2 separate regions of the Mus musculus genome follow, and region 2 is linked to region 1. The links are chromatin loops, found by intact Hi-C in ENCODE. Cell type or tissue: gastrocnemius. All regions are shown on one strand. Each heading gives the region's core, and the rest is flanking DNA. Links, peaks and the distances in the headings are about the cores only. Region 1 has its middle 48 kb from the start of Pou1f1. Region 2 has its middle 41 kb from the start of Gm33971.

Evidence for each region. Hi-C counts contacts between places; a loop is a spot of excess contacts. Peaks named below come from ENCODE experiments on the same cell type or tissue, not always from the same donor. Only the 100,000 strongest peaks of a DNase experiment are listed, where the experiment ranks them.
Region 2: it touches region 1 in a loop (2.9-fold over the local background); 28 of 42 quality-filtered maps call a loop at or near these places.

What each region holds. Positions count from the first base shown.
Region 1 is chr16:65,467,513-65,476,778 of GRCm38, reverse strand. No RefSeq gene overlaps it. Among named protein-coding and RNA genes, the nearest start is that of Pou1f1, 48 kb to the left of the region's middle. In gastrocnemius, for the core only: a CTCF peak has its summit at 4,098 (motif pointing right); a DNase peak (open chromatin) is centred at 4,102.
Region 2 is chr16:64,910,510-64,919,775 of GRCm38, reverse strand. It overlaps the pseudogene Gm9061 and the pseudogene Gm16385. Among named protein-coding and RNA genes, the nearest start is that of Gm33971, 41 kb to the right of the region's middle. In gastrocnemius, for the core only: no CTCF peak of the experiment used is centred there; no DNase peak of the experiment used is centred there.

The sequences.
Region 1 (9,266 bases), core at 473-8,472:
CTGATTATGGGATGGATCCCCGGATATGGCAGTCTCTAGATGGTCCATCCTTTTGTCTCAGCTCCAAACTTTGTCTCTGTAACTCCTTCCATGGGTGTTTTGTTCCCAATTCTAAGAAGGGGCACAGTGTCCACACTTTGGTCTTCGTTCTTCTTGAGTTTCATGTGTTTTGCAAATTGTATCTTATGTCTTGGATATTCTAAGTTTCTGGGACCTACTTCTAAATGAGCAATGGGCTGTCTGGCAACAGGAGAAAGGGTCCTTCTCATATGCAAACACATGCAGCCATAGATGACAGAGAAATCTATCTTACATCAACTATTTAGCCCAGACTATAGCCCTTTGGGAGAATGGTGAAAGAGCATTCTGTAAACTCACAAATTATAAGATAGAGCTTATGGCATGAAGTTGGTAACTTCAAAAGGATGTAGGGAGAGCCATCAACACTTTAAATGGACTCAGAGTCCCAACCTAAAACATGAAGGTCATAGTTTACTTCTTCTACTTTAGTTTGGTTTGATAAGTGACATGAAATATATTCCTTTAGTCTGATTCCATTAAAGGAATTAATAACTTGCCAATCTGAGAACAACAAACAAGAACCACAAGAGTCATCGTCTACTGAAGTGTACATTGCGGAGCTCTTGGAACCATCAGGGACAAGTTGGCAAACTTTGGCCAAGTGTGTGCTCTTTGTCACATTTCTGATAACACAGAATATATAACACAGTAAGTGAGATATACATCATTTGTACCAGAAAAACAAGAATTAAGCTTATTTCTAAATAGTGAAGGTGAATAATTAACTGCCATACTCGGGGATAGTTCTAGAAAGCTCTGAGGGGGTGCTGGTGATGGGAGTGAGTAGGGGGACAAAGAAGATAGCTAGTCTTGATGATTATGATGATGGTGATGACGACAACGACGACAAAAACAATGACTACAGTGATTCTGATGGTGTTAAATTCAGAAATTCTGTCGTTTACTAGCAAATGAAGTATGGATGGCTCTTATCTTATTATCTTCCAATAATTAGAGGCCAGAAAGAAACAACAAACAAATCATTATGAGGAAAAACGAAGTAGAATGTAATAGTTGACCTTTGTTTTTGTTTTGTTTTGTTTTGCTTTGCTTTGCTTTCATTAGTTTATTTTATTCATTTTAAGTCCCCATTGCAGGACCCCTTCCTCCTCTTTTCCCAGTCCTCTCTTACAAATCCTTCCCCACTTTGCCCCCTTCCCGCTTTCCTCAGAAAAGGGGAAATTCTGCTTGAGTTCCACCCTGTCCTGGGACATCCAGTCCCAGCAGGACTAAGCTAATCGTCTCTCATTGATGCCCAACCAGGCAATCCAGGTAAAGGAAGAGGATCCAAAGGCAGGCAACATAGTCTTAGACACCCCCACCCCACCCTCGTCTCCACTCCAATTTTTAGGGAACCTACATGAAGAGCAAGCTGCACATCTGCTCCAAATGTGCAGTGGGCCTAGGTCCAACCCCTGAATGTTGTTGGTTCGGTCTCTGTGAGGCCCCATGGACCCAGATGAGATGACTCTGTAGGTCTTCTTCTGGTGTCCCCGACCTCTCCAACTTGCTCCATTCTATCCCCCACTCTACCACAAGATTCCCTGAGCTCTGTGTATGTTTGACTCTGGGTCTCTGCATCTGTTCCCATCAGCTTCTGGATAAAGCCTCTCTCAGGAGACAGTTATACTTGATTTCTATCTGTGAGTATAGTGGACTATCATAATTAGTGTCAGGAATTGGCTCTCCTTTGGAATAGGTCTCAAGTTTGGTCAGTCATTTGCCAGCAAACAGATGGAACTAGAAAATATCATTCTCCGTGAGTTAACCCACACCCAGAAAGATACATATGGTATGTACTCACTTATACATGGACATTAGCCATACATTTTAGAAGAATCATGCTACAACCCACAGACTCAAAGAAACAATGATAAGCAGGGCCCAAGGGAAGATGGGTGAATCTGACTCAGAAGGGGAAACAACGTAGTCATTGGAGGTGGATGGAGAGAAGGAACTGGGTAAGAGAGGGGGTGAGGAAGGCAGGGGGGGGGTAGGTGTGGGTAAGGGGTGAGTGAGGGCTGGGTATGAGAATAAAATCAGTGTGAAGGGCCTCTCTGGGACTAGCTGGAGACCTGGGTCATAGGAGGCACCTGGGAGTCTGTGGGGGTGACCGACCCTAGCAGAGATTCCTACCAGCAGGGGATATGGATACTGAAATGGCCACTTACAGTGGAGAGAGGGGGCATCAACCCACCCACAAAACTTCAACTTAAATTTTGTCCTCCCTACAAGATGTACAGGGATAAAGATGGAGCAGAGTCTCAGGGAATAGCTGACTTTCCTAAGTCAGGTGTTAACTTCTGTTCCTCAGATTTAAATAGGCCACCACTGTTTTAGCCAGATGCCAGTGATTAAATGGCCCATTTCATGGTTACTATTGGTACTAGAGGGAGGTGTAGAAAAGGCTTCATAAGGGAACTGTATGAACTCTGAGGTCATGTGGATTACAAGGACAGACCTCTGGCTGAGAGGGGGAAGAGTTCTACCTGTAGAACAGACTTAGGAGAAGTGCAGTATCTTGCCTAATGGCCTACAGCTATCAGATGAACATGTGTCAACACAAGCTTGAGAGGAAAGAGCAGCAAGTAACAGTAATGCTAGCTGCTGCTGCTGTGCTGCTGCTGTGCAGCTGTGGTGCTGCTGTGGTGCTGCTGTGTGCTGCTGTGCTGCTGCTGTGCTGCTGCTGCTGCTGCTGTGGTGCTGCTGTGTGCTGCTGCTGTGCTGCTGCTGCTGTGCTGCTGTGCTGCTGCTGTGCTGCTGTGTGCTGCTGCTGTGCTGCTGCTGCTGTGCTGCTGCTGCGGTGCTGCTGCGGTGCTGCTGCTGCGGTGCTGCTGCTGTGCTGCTGCTGCTGTGCTGCTGTGCTGCTGCTGTGCTGCTGCTGCTGCTGTGCTGTGTGTGCTGCTGTGCTGCTGTGCTGCTGCTGCTGTGCTGTGCTGCTGCTGCTGTGCTGCTGCTGTGCTGTGTGTGCTGTGCTGCTGTGCTGTGCTGTGCTGCTGCTGCTGTGCTGCTGCGTTGCTGCTGCTGTGCTGTGTGTGCTGTGCTGCTGCTGCTGTGCTGTGTGTGCAGTGCTGCTGCTGCTGTGCTGCTTCGGTGCTGCTGTGCTGCTGCTGTGCTGCTGCTGTGCTGCTGCGGTGCTGCTGCGGTGCTGCTGCTGTTGTGCTGTGCTGTGCTGTGCTGCTGTGCTGCTGTTGTGTGTGCTGCTGCTGCTGTGCTGCTGCTGTGCTGCTGCTGTGTGTGTTGCTGCTTCGCTGTTGCTGATGATGATTATAATATAGACTCTTCAGCACCATTTTAGTAAAAGTGACTAGGTTTTCAGCTGCTAGCTGAGAAGTGATCAGTTATGGCTTTCCTTTGACTCAGTTTACCTTCATGCCTAGATAATTGGCCATATGTAAAACCTTAGATTACTACTCAGACATAATTTGAAATAAGATTCTCTATTCTTTTTATTATTTTGAGATACATTTTTCTTAGTTCCCAAATTTCTGTGGTTGTTTTATAAATGCCAGGTATAATATATAATTTTATTTTTAATTGCCATTAAGTGATAATATTAGAAATCAATAAGTTAAATCAAATAAAGTACCAGTAATAGAAAGACGTTTGTGTGCTATTTGGCGTTCAGGATACTGCTAGGTATAAATCGAGATCCCTTCTCCTTGGGCTGTTTTGCTACGTTGTACATCAATACTTCCATCAGTTTGGATCTCTGATACTGCTTTCCTCTGTGCACTTTCTTTGTAACAAAATGTGAACCTTTCTTTTCATTTTGTCTCCATCAAGATTCTGCTTGGGTGTCTCTTCCAGGGAAGTTTATTTGTATTCTTAATCACTTGTAGTGTACCCTCTTCCTCACACATGGATCTAGTCACATGGTATTGATGACGCATACACGCCTCTGTTTGTAAGCTAATGGTAAAGATGAGGATTCTATCCATTTCCTATCTCCTGGCCCAAATACTTGGTAGATTAAATTTAACCATTGAATTTAGGTTTTTCCTGTGCGCAGCCACTAGGTGTCAGTGTTAATCACTGGGATGCTGTTGGGTAGTTCTATCAAGTCTCACAAGCAATTTTGATGTTAGCTTTGTAATTCACGTTAACATATTTTGGAAGGGCAAAATGTGAACCGATTTAACCTCACTTTACAAAATGATAGCTGTATCTGACAAGGGATTAATGTATCCCTGATAGTGGTAAATGGTGATTGATTACAGGGTGCCTCTGCTCCATGGGGAGGTTATGCAGTATATAAAAAAAGCTCCAAATTTCCAAGCTCAGGTGCATCAAGTTATGATTTCTGAAAATGGTGTGTCCCAGGAGATTTGGATTCATAGCTCTTTCCAGGACCAGCAGTTCCCTTGTTACTTTGTGGGGAAATGTGATAAAAAGGCATTTGTGAAATTGTAATGTATTCATGTTATGATATTTCTAACTTCCAACTCTGCATCCAGTTATGCAACCAGGTATGTCACTACAAACAATAAAATTTTGCCTTTCACCATAGGTATCAGTAAAAAATTCTTAAACTTTGAAAACCTGTGAATTCTTTGCTTTATAAATGTACTGATCTTAAAGAGTGGCCTCTTAACATGTATATTGCTTATTTTTTTATGGGTTAATTTTGATTTTCTTTAAAAAAACATGAAATCTAATATAACTTCTAGTTCTTACTCTGCTGTCCATCCTTCTGTTGACACATTTAAATCATTTGTAAATGCATTGATCCCATTTCAGCATTTTATATTAGATATTTCATTTTTATAATTTTATAAATATGCTTTGTAGTGTTTAATCTGGATCCTGATATGAAATCTCAGCAAAACATGGACTCAAGATAGAACCATTTCAAAAGTAAATCCTATTTTTTTTCTCTTCCAAATTATATGAATCTGAGAGACATGAAAAAGATTTCAACATGCCACCTGCTGGATGGTCCCTGGTGATAAATTCTCTTGTTGTTGATACATGGGATTGAAGTCTCACATGTTTTATGCTCTCTCAAATCTGTTGCCTAATTTGTTCATTTGACCTTAAGCCCCAGTGAGGAACCTGGGTGGAATTCTCAGGATTTACTGGACAGTTTACTTGAGTTGTCAGTGAATATGCATCTTAGCCTTAGACAACCTGCAGATAGTTTATCATGTTGATAACCCTCTTTGCCTTCTCTATATCCCATGAAAAGAGGAACAGATTATTCATATTTCTGCCTGGTTATGTCTGTGCCATATGCTCATAATAGTGGCACACTCAGTGCATATGCTGTAATATGTTTTGTGTTGCTTATTTTCCTTTTTAAAAACATTTTATTGAATATTTTATGTATTTACATTTCAAATGTGATCCCCTTTCCCTGTTCTACCTCTGCAACTCCTGTCTCTTACCCCCTCCCCCTACTTCTATGAGGATGCTCCCTCTCCCACCCAATCCCACCTCACCACCCTGGCATTCCCCTACACTGGGGAATTGAGCCTTCACGTGACCAAGGGTTTCCCCTCCTATCGATGCTAGACAATGGTATCCTCTGCTACATATGCAGCTGAATTCATGGTGGTTTTGCTACCTTGAAGACTCCATTTCTCTTGGCTTGGCTCAGACAATTTAATAATTATCTTAAAAATATTTTTCTCAACTGCCTGAACCCATCCAACTTTAATAAATTGCATTATGTTTTCTAGCTTCATAGCAAGTTGTGTATTCTAGCTTCCTTCCTAAAAATCTCTCATACCTGAGCCTTAAAAACATCGACACAAATGTTGGATATAGAAGCCACAAGAGGAGGGAAGGAAACATATGTTTGTGATTAAGAACACAGACTCTGGAGCCTGCGAATTCTATTTCTGTGTTTTACTGGCCCTGCGATGATTACTTAACCTCTCCATGTCATTTTCTGATATATAAAAGCAGAAGTAATGACAATGTATTCCCCATATGATTTAATATTGTTTAAACACTTGAAATTAAACCTGGCTCACAAGAAGTCCTATGACCATGTTACTTAAGATTTTATTATACGCTGAGACACAGTATGATAGTAATAAATAATGAATTCTGAAAGTTAAGAGTCTGACCTAAAGTCTCGGGTATGTTCTTTCTGAACTATGTGCCCTTTAAAACTGGTTAAACTTTCTCTACTGCCAATTTCCTTCTTTGTTTTAGCTAATGGTGAGTAATGAAAAAAATAATATTGTTTGTGAGCATGGTGTGGTAGATGGTGAATGCCAAAAAATATTAATAATTTTGTGATGAATTGGAATTAGAAAAGTTTCAAATGTGTTTTCTATAATTCTGAGAAGGGAAATATGTTGAATTTTATCTCATGAGTGAAGACAGGGTAAAGCTGGAAGACAGATCAAAATAGATATGGATTAAATATTTCTGAGTAGAGATTTCAACTAGGAATTGAACATGCATCTTACAAAAGTGGTCTTATCTAAATTAAAATTGTAGAAACCATCACCATAGTAATGATATTTGCAGCCACAAGAGGAAAAAAAAAAAAAAAACAGTCCTCTGATGATAAAATGGAGGTTGGGTAAGTGGAAGGATTGTTTTGTGTTATCTTGGGGAATTCTGAATTTTGAAGTTAAATTGAGAAGACAGAACCAGAAAATGAGACAGAAAACCTGACGGTAGAGGTACACAAATAGGTAAGCAAGAAAGCCAGGCAGGCGTGGAACCCTAGAGCCTACAGGAGGGCAATTCTTTTGCAGAAAAGAGAAGTGTTATTTGTCAAAAGCTCCTTTGCAGGCAATCTTAATGGGAGCGCAAAAGTTCTCCTTGTGTTTCATCACTTGAAGTTTGACAGCTGGTTTGGGGAGATTGATGGTGATGGAAGTTAATTTGAAAAAGAAAGTAAGGAAGTGGGCATAGTGACTTGGAGCATTTTAGAGTGATTGACTGAGAAAGGAAGCAGACAAATTCAGATTATAACTGGCCAGAAATTATGAACTGAGGCATAAAGCTTTGAACGCAAATTCTGCTACAATATATGTGTAAACTGCTGCATGGCTAAAAACATAACAGTAAAGAAATACAGCATTTCAAAAGCAGAGGAGATTGGCTATGAATAATATGTGGAATAAATTGCCACTGGTGGCTGGGACAGAGATTTCTTTACTAGGAAAGGTAAGATATTGAGTTCAAATACTGTTAGCTTATAGATTTGGAGATGGGTATAAAATCAGACTCGAATTTGCTGGTCTTGGGGTTGCCATCCTACAGTCAAAAACTTTGACCCAGATTTGTTCCTATCTAAAAGAACTGCAGGGACAAAGATGGGGAAGAAACTGAGGGAAAGGAAAGGAAGTCAGTACAGTGACTGTCCCAAATTGGGATCCAGCTCAAGGGGAGGTCTGGGGCCCTGATATTATTACTGATGCTATGGTGTGCTCACAAACAGGAGCCTAGCATAGTTGTCCTCCGAGAGGCCCAACAAGCAGCTGAAAGAGTAAGATGCAGATAACTTACACCCAACCAATGGACTTCAGCCTGTGGGGTTGAATTAGGGAAAAGGAGGAAGAAACTGAGGAGGAGGGCAAACCAATAGGATGACCAGCAGTCTCAAATAACCTGGACCCCTGAGATATCTAATATTAATATTAATATTGATTGACTGATTGATATAATGTTACTAGTTAATAGGAGAATAAAATACTCACAGAAGCAAATATGGAGATAAAGTTTAGAGCAGAGACTAAAGGAAAGGCCATCCAGAGACTGTCCCAACTGGGGATTCATCCCATATACAGTCACCAGACACTATTGTGGATGCCAAGAAGTGCATGCTGAAAGCAGCCTGATATGGCTGTCTCCTGAAAATATCCAATAAAAATAATTGGAAAAAAAGAGCATAAATCACTTAAGGTTTCATTTTTTTTCTCTTTTCATTATTTTATTAGATATTTTCTTCATTTACATTTCAAATGCTATCCTGAAAGTCTCCTATACCCTTCCCCTGTCAGAGCCTTACAAATACAGAGGCAGATGTTAGCAGCCAACCATTGGACAGAGCACAGGGTCTCAAATAGAAGAGTTAAAGAAGGGACTGAAGGAATTGAAGGAGTTTGTAACCCCATAGGAAGAACAATATCAACCAACCAGAACACCCCAGTGACTAAGCCATCATCAAAGGAGTACACATGGCTCCAGCTGCAAATGTAGCAGAGAATGGCCTTGTCATGCCTCAATCGAAGGAGAGGTCCTTGGTCCAATAAAGGCTTGATAGATGTCACAGTGTAGGGGAATCGAGGGCACAGAGGGAGTGGGTAGCTGGGTAGAGGAACGCCTTCATAGAAGCAGGGGGAAGGAGGATGTGATAGGGTGTGTCTGGGAGGGAGGGAAACCAGGAAAGGGTATAACATTTGAAATGTAAATAAAGAAAATATCCAATAAAAATAATTGGAAAAAAAGAGCATAAATCACTTAAGGTTTCATTTTTTTCCCTTTTCATTTTTTTATTAGATATTTTCTTCATTTACATTTCAAATGCTATCCAGAAAGTCTCCTATACCCTTCCCCTGTCCTGCTCCCCAACCCACCCGCTCCTGCTTCCTGGCCCTGGCATTCTCTTGTACTGGGGCATATAATCTTCGAAAGACCAAGTGCCTGTCCTCCTATGGATGGCCTACCAGGCCATCCTTTGCTACATATGCAACTAGAGACACAAGCCCTGGTGGGTACTGGCTAGTTCATATTGTTGTTCCTCCTATAGCATTGCAGACCCCTTTAGCTCCTTGGGTACTTTCGCTAGCTCCTTCATTGGGGTCCCTGTGTTCCATCCAATAGATGACTGTGAGCATCCACTTCTGTATTTGCCAGTCACTGGCATAGCCTCACAAGAAACAGCTATATCAGGGTCCTGTCAGCAAAATCTTGCTGGCATATGCAATAGTGTTTGGGTTTGGTGGTTGTTTATGGGATGGATCCCCAGGTTGGGCAGTTTCTGGATCTTAAGGTTTTGTAACAGTAAGAGTGCAATAGAAGGGGTTGACCACACAGGTGCTGAAGGTGTAGAGCCCCTCATTCAGGACACTGAGATGACAGAGATTATCCATCTGAGATTGCTGGGTGATGGAAGAGTGGGTGTTACTGACCATAAGAGCTGAAGTTACCTCCTTGATGCTGGAAATGGAGAGATGGAGTAGGCATTCACAGGGAAAGTTGAGCATGCTCCTGCTACC
Region 2 (9,266 bases), core at 709-8,708, 560 kb after region 1:
TAACCACGTGTACCCCAGTATTAATCCTCACTGTCGATGAACTCAGAGATGAGTTCCCCTCTGTTCCAGGATTATGGTTTTGGTTTTATCTATTAAATGGTTAAAAAGAAATTTTCATTTGAAAGGAGAATCTTGATGATTAAAGCAAAAACAAACAAACAAACAAACAAACAAACAGGAAGCCTAGATTTTAGCTTTACAAAGGTTAAAACACTAGTAAATTATATAAACATATAAATTTTTTGAAGAAAGTAGTATAGTCTCTCCATGGCTCCTTCCAGTACATATATACTCTGCTGTGGCTTTTAGTCTTGGTATTAATAAGAAAAGAACACTTAGAAAATCTCATCTCTTACTATCCTCCATGGTCCTAAAGGACGATGTCGGCTCTCGTCTGGTTCCTCTCTCCCCAGCCCTGACATTGTGAACATTGCTTTTCAGCCTTTGTTTTCCTTGTGAAATTACTTCCACTTCCTTGCAAAAGTGCCCTTCAAAGCACAGATCAAATGACACTACTCGAAAGCTACTTCCTACTGTACTTAGTGACATGAAACATTCTTTTCATTTCTTCCTCATCCACTTTGAATACTCCAGTTTTCTTCATGAACATTTTGGTTTTCACAATAACTAAAAATGGTAATTTCAAGTTACTTAAGAGACTTGTTTTGCTCACACTCCGCCGCCGGCTTCACTCGTCATTGACAATGGCTCCGGCATGTGCAAAGCCGGCTTTGCTGGCAACGACGCCCCTAGGGCCGTGTTCCCTTCCATCGTAGGGCGCCCCCGACACCGGGCGTCATGGTGGGCATGGGCCAGAAAGACTCGTACGTGGGTGACGAAGCCCAGAGCAAGAGGGGTATCCTGACTCTAAAGTACCCTATCGAACACGGCATTGTCACCAACTGGGACGACATGGAGAAGATCTGGCACCACACCTTCTACAATGAGCTGCGTGTGGCTCCTGAGGAGCACCCGGTGCTTCTGACCGAGGCCCCCCTGAACCCCAAAGCTAACAGAGAGAAGATGACGCAGATAATGTTTGAAACCTTCAATACCCCAGGCATGTACGTGGCCATTCAGGCGGTGCTGTCCTTGTATGCATCTGGGCGCACCACTGGCATTGTCATGGACTCTGGTGATGGGGTCACACACACAGTGCCCATCTATGAGGGCTACGCCCTTCCCCACGCCATTTTGCGTCTGGACCTGGCTGGCGGGGACCTGACAGACTACCTCATGAAGATCCTGACTGAATGGGGCTACAGCTTTACCACCACTGCTGAGAGGGAAATTGTTCATTACATAAAGGAGAAGTTGTGCTATGTTGCCCTGGATTTTGAGCAAGAAATGGCTACTGCTGCATCATCGTCCTCCTTGGAGAAGAGTTATGAGCTGCCCGACGGGCAGGTGATCACCATCGGCAATGAGCGGTTCCGGTGTCCGGAGGCACTCTTCCAGCCTTCCTTCCTGGGCATGGAGTCCTGTGGTATCCATGAGACCACCTTCAACTCCATCATGAAGTGTGATGTGGATATCCGCAAAGACCTGTATGCCAATACAGTGCTGTCTGGTGGTACCACCATGTACCCAGGCATTGCTGACAGGATGCAGAAGGAGATCACAGCCCTAGCACCCAGCACGATGAAGATTAAGATCATTACTCCCCCTGAGCGCAAGTACTCAGTCTGGATCGGTGGCTCCATTCTGGCCTCACTGTCCACCTTCCAGCAGATGTGGATCAACAAGCAGGAGTATGATGAGTCAGGCCCCACCAGCGTCCATCGCAAATGCTTCTAGATGGACTGAGCAGGTGCCAGGCATCTGCTGCATGAGCTGATATTGAAGTATCGATTTGCCCTGGCAAATGTACACACCTCATGCTAGCCTCATGAAACTGGAATAAGCCTTTGAAAAGAAATTTGTCCTTGAAGCTTGTATCTGATATCAGCACTGGAACGTAGAACTTGTTGCTGAGTTTTGACCTTGTATTCAAGTTAACTGCTCCCTTGATATATGTTTAATACCCTGTGCATATCTTGATTTAGTCCTTAGTTCATGTGGCTCGGTCACTTGGGGCCTGGGGAAAGCACGCTGTGGACGAGAAAGCCCCAGCCTGGTGGATCTCTGTGAGCACCACGGAGTGATCTGTGCAAGGTATTAACCAACAGCAGACTTCCAGGATTTCCCGAGGCTGGCAAGGGTTCCTGAACCAGTTACCACTCCTTCTTGCCAGTCTAACAGGGTGGGAAAGTCCGAGCCTTAGGACCCAGTTTGCGTTCTGGTTTCTTCCCTCCTGACCGCCATCGGTTGTTACTCGCCTTGAGGTGGGAACGTTTGCATCGACACCTGTAAATGTATTCATCCTTTTAATTGATGTAAGGTTTTTTGTACTCAATTCTTTAAGAAATGACAAATTTTGGTTTTCTACTGTTCAATGAGAACATTAGGCCCCAGCAACACGTCATTGTGTAAAGAAATAAAAGTGCTGCAGTAACAAAGAGAGAGAGAGAGAGAGAGAGAGAGAGAGAGAGAGAGAGAGAGAGAGAGAGAAAGACTTGTTTTCTTTGTAGGTTTTTGGGAAATGTGAACTTGGTTTGTTTGCTCGCTTCGACCTCGAACTCACGGCGATCCCCCTGCCTCTGCCTCTGCCTCCTCCTGCCTCTGCATCCTCCCTGCTGCCTGTTTGCTTTTTGAGACAAAGTCTCTCTATGGAGCCCTGGATGTTCTGGAATTTGCTATGTAGATCAATGGCCTCAAACACAAAGAGATCTACCTACCTGCCTCTGCCTTCTCAGGGCAAAGGAAAAAGGTGTGTACCACCATGCTTGCACCATTACACTTAGCTTGTGGTTTTGTTTGGAACGCGATCTCACAATAAAAATCCAGTCGGCCTCAAGTTGGAGATCCTCCCCCTGGACTTCCTGTATGTTGGGATTGTAGGTGTTGCCTATGTCCACGTGGTTCCAAGCCCACTTCAATGCCGACCTCCCTTCTAAGAAAACCTGACGAACTGAGCACTGTTCTAGGAACTGCCTTAAATTGCTGGTCTCACTTTACATCTGTGTTTAATAAAGAAATGGACGTATGTTACTACAAGGAGGAGGCTACAAGTTGACTAACATTAGAAAAGGAGCCTTTATTTTTCAGTTATCAGGGGATAGCTCACTGACAATGACATACGTGAAATTCAAAGGCCAGTGATTTTCAAGAAATGTCTGTACATGATAGTGAATGTCAATGTCGTTTATTATTCATCACTATGATTCATTATTAATTATATATGCAGCAATCTATAAACACAAATTGTCTGTTCCTAAAGGTAATTTTTTTATTCCTATTCTGAAATGGATGTAAGAAGGAAAACTAAATACACTTGGTTATCTCAAAATTAAGTTATTGGCATCCAGTCCAACTAACATGAAACTAGCCCACCTCCTGCTTCCTGGCTGTGCCCAGGTCCCTTCTCTTCCTTCATTTATGTTCAAATGGTAGGGCAATGGTATCTCTGCAGCAGAGGAGAAGATGCCATGAGTTCTTCAGTTCCAGAGGGAGCAGTTCTATCATGGGAAATTCTAGAGTTGACATCTCTGGTTTTAAAGCTTGAGGAAGAAAGAACAGCTTCATCTGTTTTATTTAGCTCAACCATCATAACAGAGAAAATACATCAGGTCCACAGTTTCTTCCTTGAACTACATGATTATGGTCCAAGTGATAAGCAGCTGCCCAAACATAAAAACTGTCCTTCTCCTCCAGAAACACATGTCCAATCTTGGGGAAAATAGAGTGTTTAACAATGGTTAACAAGCCATTTTCTTCTTGTTCCACAAATGCCTTAGCTGTCCATTAGCTATCACACTCAAGTTTTAATTGTGTGCCCCTAAAACAGTGGGGAAAGGATTACAATTTAATAATCTACTGTATTTTTAGTTTTACTTATCTTTAGAGATATGAAACTGAACTCAACTGTAGCTTTTTGTATAAAGCTTTATTTTCTTTTCTCTTTTTATCTGCTTTTTAAGTTTAAAGGTTTAAAGCATATCTATTCTATTTATTATACTTATATTTTTTAAAAACTCACAGTCATAAATGCATGCAAACGCAGGAATGTCCCTAGCCTCATTAGTATGTCATACACAAAACATCTAAAAGCTCAGGTTGAATAATTCACTTGTCTTATCTGTATTTTCTATTGAGTAATTTCTGAAATACAGGTCTAAATGAGCCATTAAGCTTATGTTAAGATTTAAGTTCATTTTCTTTGTCAAAAATCTTCCCACTGATGAAAGTAATACGCAGTGGCTACTTTGATATTTTAAAAGACATAAAAATGTGACAGTATGATAATAATTTTAATGCTGATTGATAATATTATATAAAATGCTCTAACATTAATGTGTAACAGCATTCCATCCCAAATACAAAACTATGCTTGATTTGCTCCTGCCATTAAAAACAGTGATAAATAAATACGTGCTCAGTTTGTTGCTGCTTAGCCTAAACCAAAAAGAAAAAAAAATGTGAAATAAATAATATTCTTTAAAAATGTTTGTGCTGGGTTTCATTCAATGATTTCAAAACATCCTATAGCATTCTACTGTGAAATCTAAAGAGAGGGAGGGATATCACACAGTCAGCAGAGTGCTTGCTGCAGAACCCTCAGGACCTGAGTTCAAATCTCAGTACTCATGCAAACAGTCGGGCATGGTAACACCCTTTTTAATTCTCCTGCTGGGGAGGTGGAAATGAGGGGTCTCTGGGGACTTCTCAGCAGATAGCCTAGTCGAGCCTATAACCCCCAGGTTCTGGTGAGAGATTCTATCTTGAAAATCAAGGTGAACAGATGCTAAGGAACTAACCTTTGGCATCAATGCACATGCAGGCCTGCTGATATGACTTTCATCTCTGAACCAATCAAAATGTAGAAGACAACAAGCTCCACATGTGTCCTGCGTCGCCTATTACACACACACACTCACACACACACACACATACACACACACACACACACACACATTGTATATACCCATGCACACACTAAACATTATTACTATATAAAATTGAAAAGGCTTTAAATATTAGAATAGCTCCTCCATGTCTTCCTGGATGCCGTTGTGCTTTCTGCCATGATGGTAATGGGACTAAAACTAAACCAGGATACTTGTACAGATGTCTTAGTCAGGGTTCCCATTGGTGTGAAGAGACACCATGACCAAGGCAACTCTTATAAAGGACGATGTTCAATTAGGGCTGGCTTACAGGTTCAAAGTATCCTTACATTTCATAGGGGAAAAAAACAAAATAACAAAGCAAAGCAAAACAAAACAAACAAACAAAAAAAAAAAAAACTTCCAGCTGTTGTCTTAGGGTTACTGTTGCTGTCAAGAAGCATAACTAAAGCAACTTGAGGAAGAAAGGTTTTCCCTATCACTGTTTAACATCAAAGGAAGTCAGGGCAGGCACTCAAACTGAGCAGGAACTGATGCAGAGGCCATGAATGTGTGCTGCATACTGGCTTTTCCTCCCAGGGCTTGCTAAACTTGCTTTCTTAACAGGTGGGCCCCACCAACCATGAGGTAGCATCCCTTATTAATCATTAATTAAGAAAAAAGCCCTAGAGCGTAGCTTACATGAGACAGATCTATGGGATTTTTTCCTTAGTAGAGGATCCCTCCTTTCTGATGACATTTTAGCTTATGTTAAGTTGACATGAAAGTATCCAGGATAGATGTTAATCAAAGTAGAACCTTTCCAATAGAACCCACTCCCAAGAAATTTTATTCAGGAATAGGATATACAGGATGGATGTTTCTTGTGCTTTTCCAACTATTTGGGGAAAGGAAAAAAAGGTATTTCTCACCAGCAAAGCAAGAAATGAGAGTTAGGATCCAGGAAAGCCAAAGCTACACAGATAAGCCAGGTCTCAAAACAAAACAAAATAAAACAAAAACAAAAACATACAAACAAAAAAGAAATGGGATTTGGATAATTTTTTTCTCTAAAAATACCATCTAACCTTCACAAATGTTTTCATTTTTCTTTTTTCTTTCTTTTTTTAAAATTATTTGTAATTTAAGTGTAGTGGATCTTAAATGTGGATTTTTTTTTTTTAATTGTCCTCAGCTGGAGATATAGCTCAGTTGGTAGAGTGCTCAAACAGCACATCCTGGCTTCAGTCCTCAGCCCCTAGAGTGTCTGGATCCTTTCTTGGTATGCTGCACATGTTCTAAGAAGTCATGAGGAAACGATTTTAAAATTTTTACTCAGGCCATGCAAGGTGGTGCATGCCTTTTATTCCAGCACTTGAGAAGCAGAGACAGGAGGATACCTTGTAAGTTGGAAGCCACCCTGGTCTACATGGTGAGTTTCAGGACAACACGGTGAGCTACATAGTGAGACCCTATCTCAAAACCAAAAAGAAAATAAAGACAAAAGCAAAGCTTTGTCTCAGAATCATAGGCTTTTTCAGCACTCAGATCTGGTTAGTGCTTGTTTTACCCCACACCATCAGCAGAAATAAAATCACCAAAGTTCGCTCTTCCTTCTGCATTCATGATGATCATCCCAGCCTTACTCGTTTTATTATAATATATTTTATCTCTTGTTGGTTTGGACATCACAATTTACTTACCATTTACACAGCACTGTGTCTTCGAATCATTTTCTGATTTCCAAAATATCCTTTTAACGTGTTAATTCTAATTCATTTTAACCATCTTGGTTTTTAGGCTTTTTTTTTTAGTTTATTATATTATTTCATAACATAATTCACAAGGACTCACTTTCTAGACATTGAATAATACTTTGCAAAATTCTTTCTCCGTGCTGTTTTCTTCTTTCTTTTTTCATTTCTTCCTTTTTCCTTCTAATTCTTTCCTTTATTCCATCATACATTCTTTTCTTCCTCCTTCCCTCTTTCCTCTGCTGCTGCTTCTTTGCTTGACTGTAGCTCTATAAATAGCATCATTTACTTTTCCTGGGAAGTTTCTATCATCAGGTAGTGTCTTAGTCAGGGTTTGTATTCCTGTACAAAAACATCCATGACCAAGAAGCAAGTTTAGGAGGAAAGGGTTTATTTAGCTTATACTTCCACATTGCTGTTCATCACCAAAGGAAGTCAGGACTGGAACTCTAAACAGGTTAGGAAGCAGGAGCTGATGCAGAGGCCATGGAGGGATGCTTGCTTTCCCTGGCTCACTCCGCTTTCTTTCTTCCTTTCTTTCTTTCTTTCTTTCTTTCTTTCTTTCTTTCTTTCTTTCTTTCTCTCTTTCTTTCTCTCTTTCTCTCTTTCTTTTTGGTGGGTGCATCAAACTTTATTGATGGTATTCAAGAGAGTAGGGAGGGCTCCCTAGGTCCCTTCTGTTATTATGAGGGTCTGGGATTAAAATTGTGAGGGAGATGCTCAGTGTTGGGGGCCGAGTTAGGATAGAAACTCCTCAGCAACCAAGGGCCTCTCTCTTGCTCTCAGTGTCCTTGCTGGGGTGGGTGGTCCAGGGTTTCTTACTCCCTTGAGACCATATAAGCTATGAGGTCTACCACCCTGTTGCTGTAGCCTTATTCATTTTCGTACCAAGAAATGAGCTTTACACAGTTGTCATTGAGAACAATGCCAGACCCAGCATCAAAGGTGGAAGACTGGGAGTTACATTTAAAGTCATAGGAGACAACCTGGTCCTCAGTGTAGCCCAGGATGCCCTTCAGTTGGCCCTCAGATGCCTGCTTCACCATCTTCTTGATGTCATCATACTTGGCAGGTTTCTCCAGGAGGCATTTAGATCCACAACTGATACACTGGGGATAGGAACACGGAAGGCCATGCCAGTGAGCTTCCCGTTCAGCTCTGGGATGACTTTGCCCACAGCCTTGGCAGCACCAGTGGATACAGCAATGATGTTCTAGGCAGCCCCACAGCTATCACACCACAGCTTTCCAGAGGGGCCATCCACAGTCTTCTGAGTGGCAGTGATGGCACAGACCGTGGTCATGAGCCCTTCCATAATGCCAAAGTTGTCATGGATGACCTTGCCAGGGGGGCTAAGGAGTTGGTGGTGCAGGATGCATTTCTGACAATCTTGAGTGAGTTGTCATATTTCTCGTGGTTCACACCCAATACAAACATGGGGGCATCGGCAGAAGGGGCGGAGATGATGACCCTTTTGGCTCCACCCTTCAAGTGGGCCCCGGCCTTCTCCATGGTGGTGAAGACACCAGTAGACTCCACGACATACTCAGCACCGGCCTCAGCCCCATTTGATGTTAGCAGGATCTCACTCCTGGAAGATGGTAATAGGCTTCCCGTTGATGACAAGCTTCCCATTCTCAGCCTTGACTGTGCCGTTGAATTTGCCGTGGGTGGAGTCATACTGGAACATGTAGACCATGTAGTTGAGGTCAATGAAAGGTCATTGATGGCAACTATCTCCACTTTGCCAAGTGGAGAACAGATGGCAGCCCTGATTACTAGGCGCCCAATACGGCCAAATCTGTTCACACTGACCTTCACCATTTTGTCTACGGGATGAGGCTGGCACTGCACAAGAAGATGCAGCTGTCTCTGGAACAGGGAGGAGCAGAGAGCTCAACTTGCTTTCTTATAGAACCCAAAAATATCAGCCCAGGGATGGCACCACCCACAATGGGCCCTCCCATCTTTGATCACTAATTAAGAAAATGTCTTACAGCTGGAGCTCATAGAGGCATTTCCTCAAGGGAAACTCCTTTCTCTGTGATAACTCCAGCTTGTGTGAAGTTGACACACAAAACCAGCCAGTACAGGTAGTATTTCCCAATATGGTAAAGCTAAATTTGTATTAACTTCCTTCCTATCTTATTTATAGCTGGCAGATCTTTCCTTCAGGTGCTGAATGAAGTCCTGCAGTAGTGGAGTGTTAGCTTAGCTGGAGACCTTGCCCCTGACTTCTGAGATGCTCTCATAAGATTAGATTGATCGGCAATGCGGCATTGTAAAGTTCCATCAAAACTTATACATCTGCTTTGTGCTTCTGAGGAATTCAAAGGTGCAGTTGCTCTTGTACTTCTATATGTCTTGTTCTGTTTCGCTCTGGACACTTTACTCCACAATTTACAAGATTCTAAACCAGATGACAAGAATGAGTACCTTCTACAAAAAGAAAAAAGAAGGAAGGAAGGAAGGAAGGAAGGAAGGAAGGAAGGAAGGAAGGAAGGAAGGAAGGAAGGAGAGGAAGGAGAGGAAGGAGAGGAAGGAAGGAAGGGAGGGAGGGAGGAAAAAGGAAGGAGGGAAGGAAGGA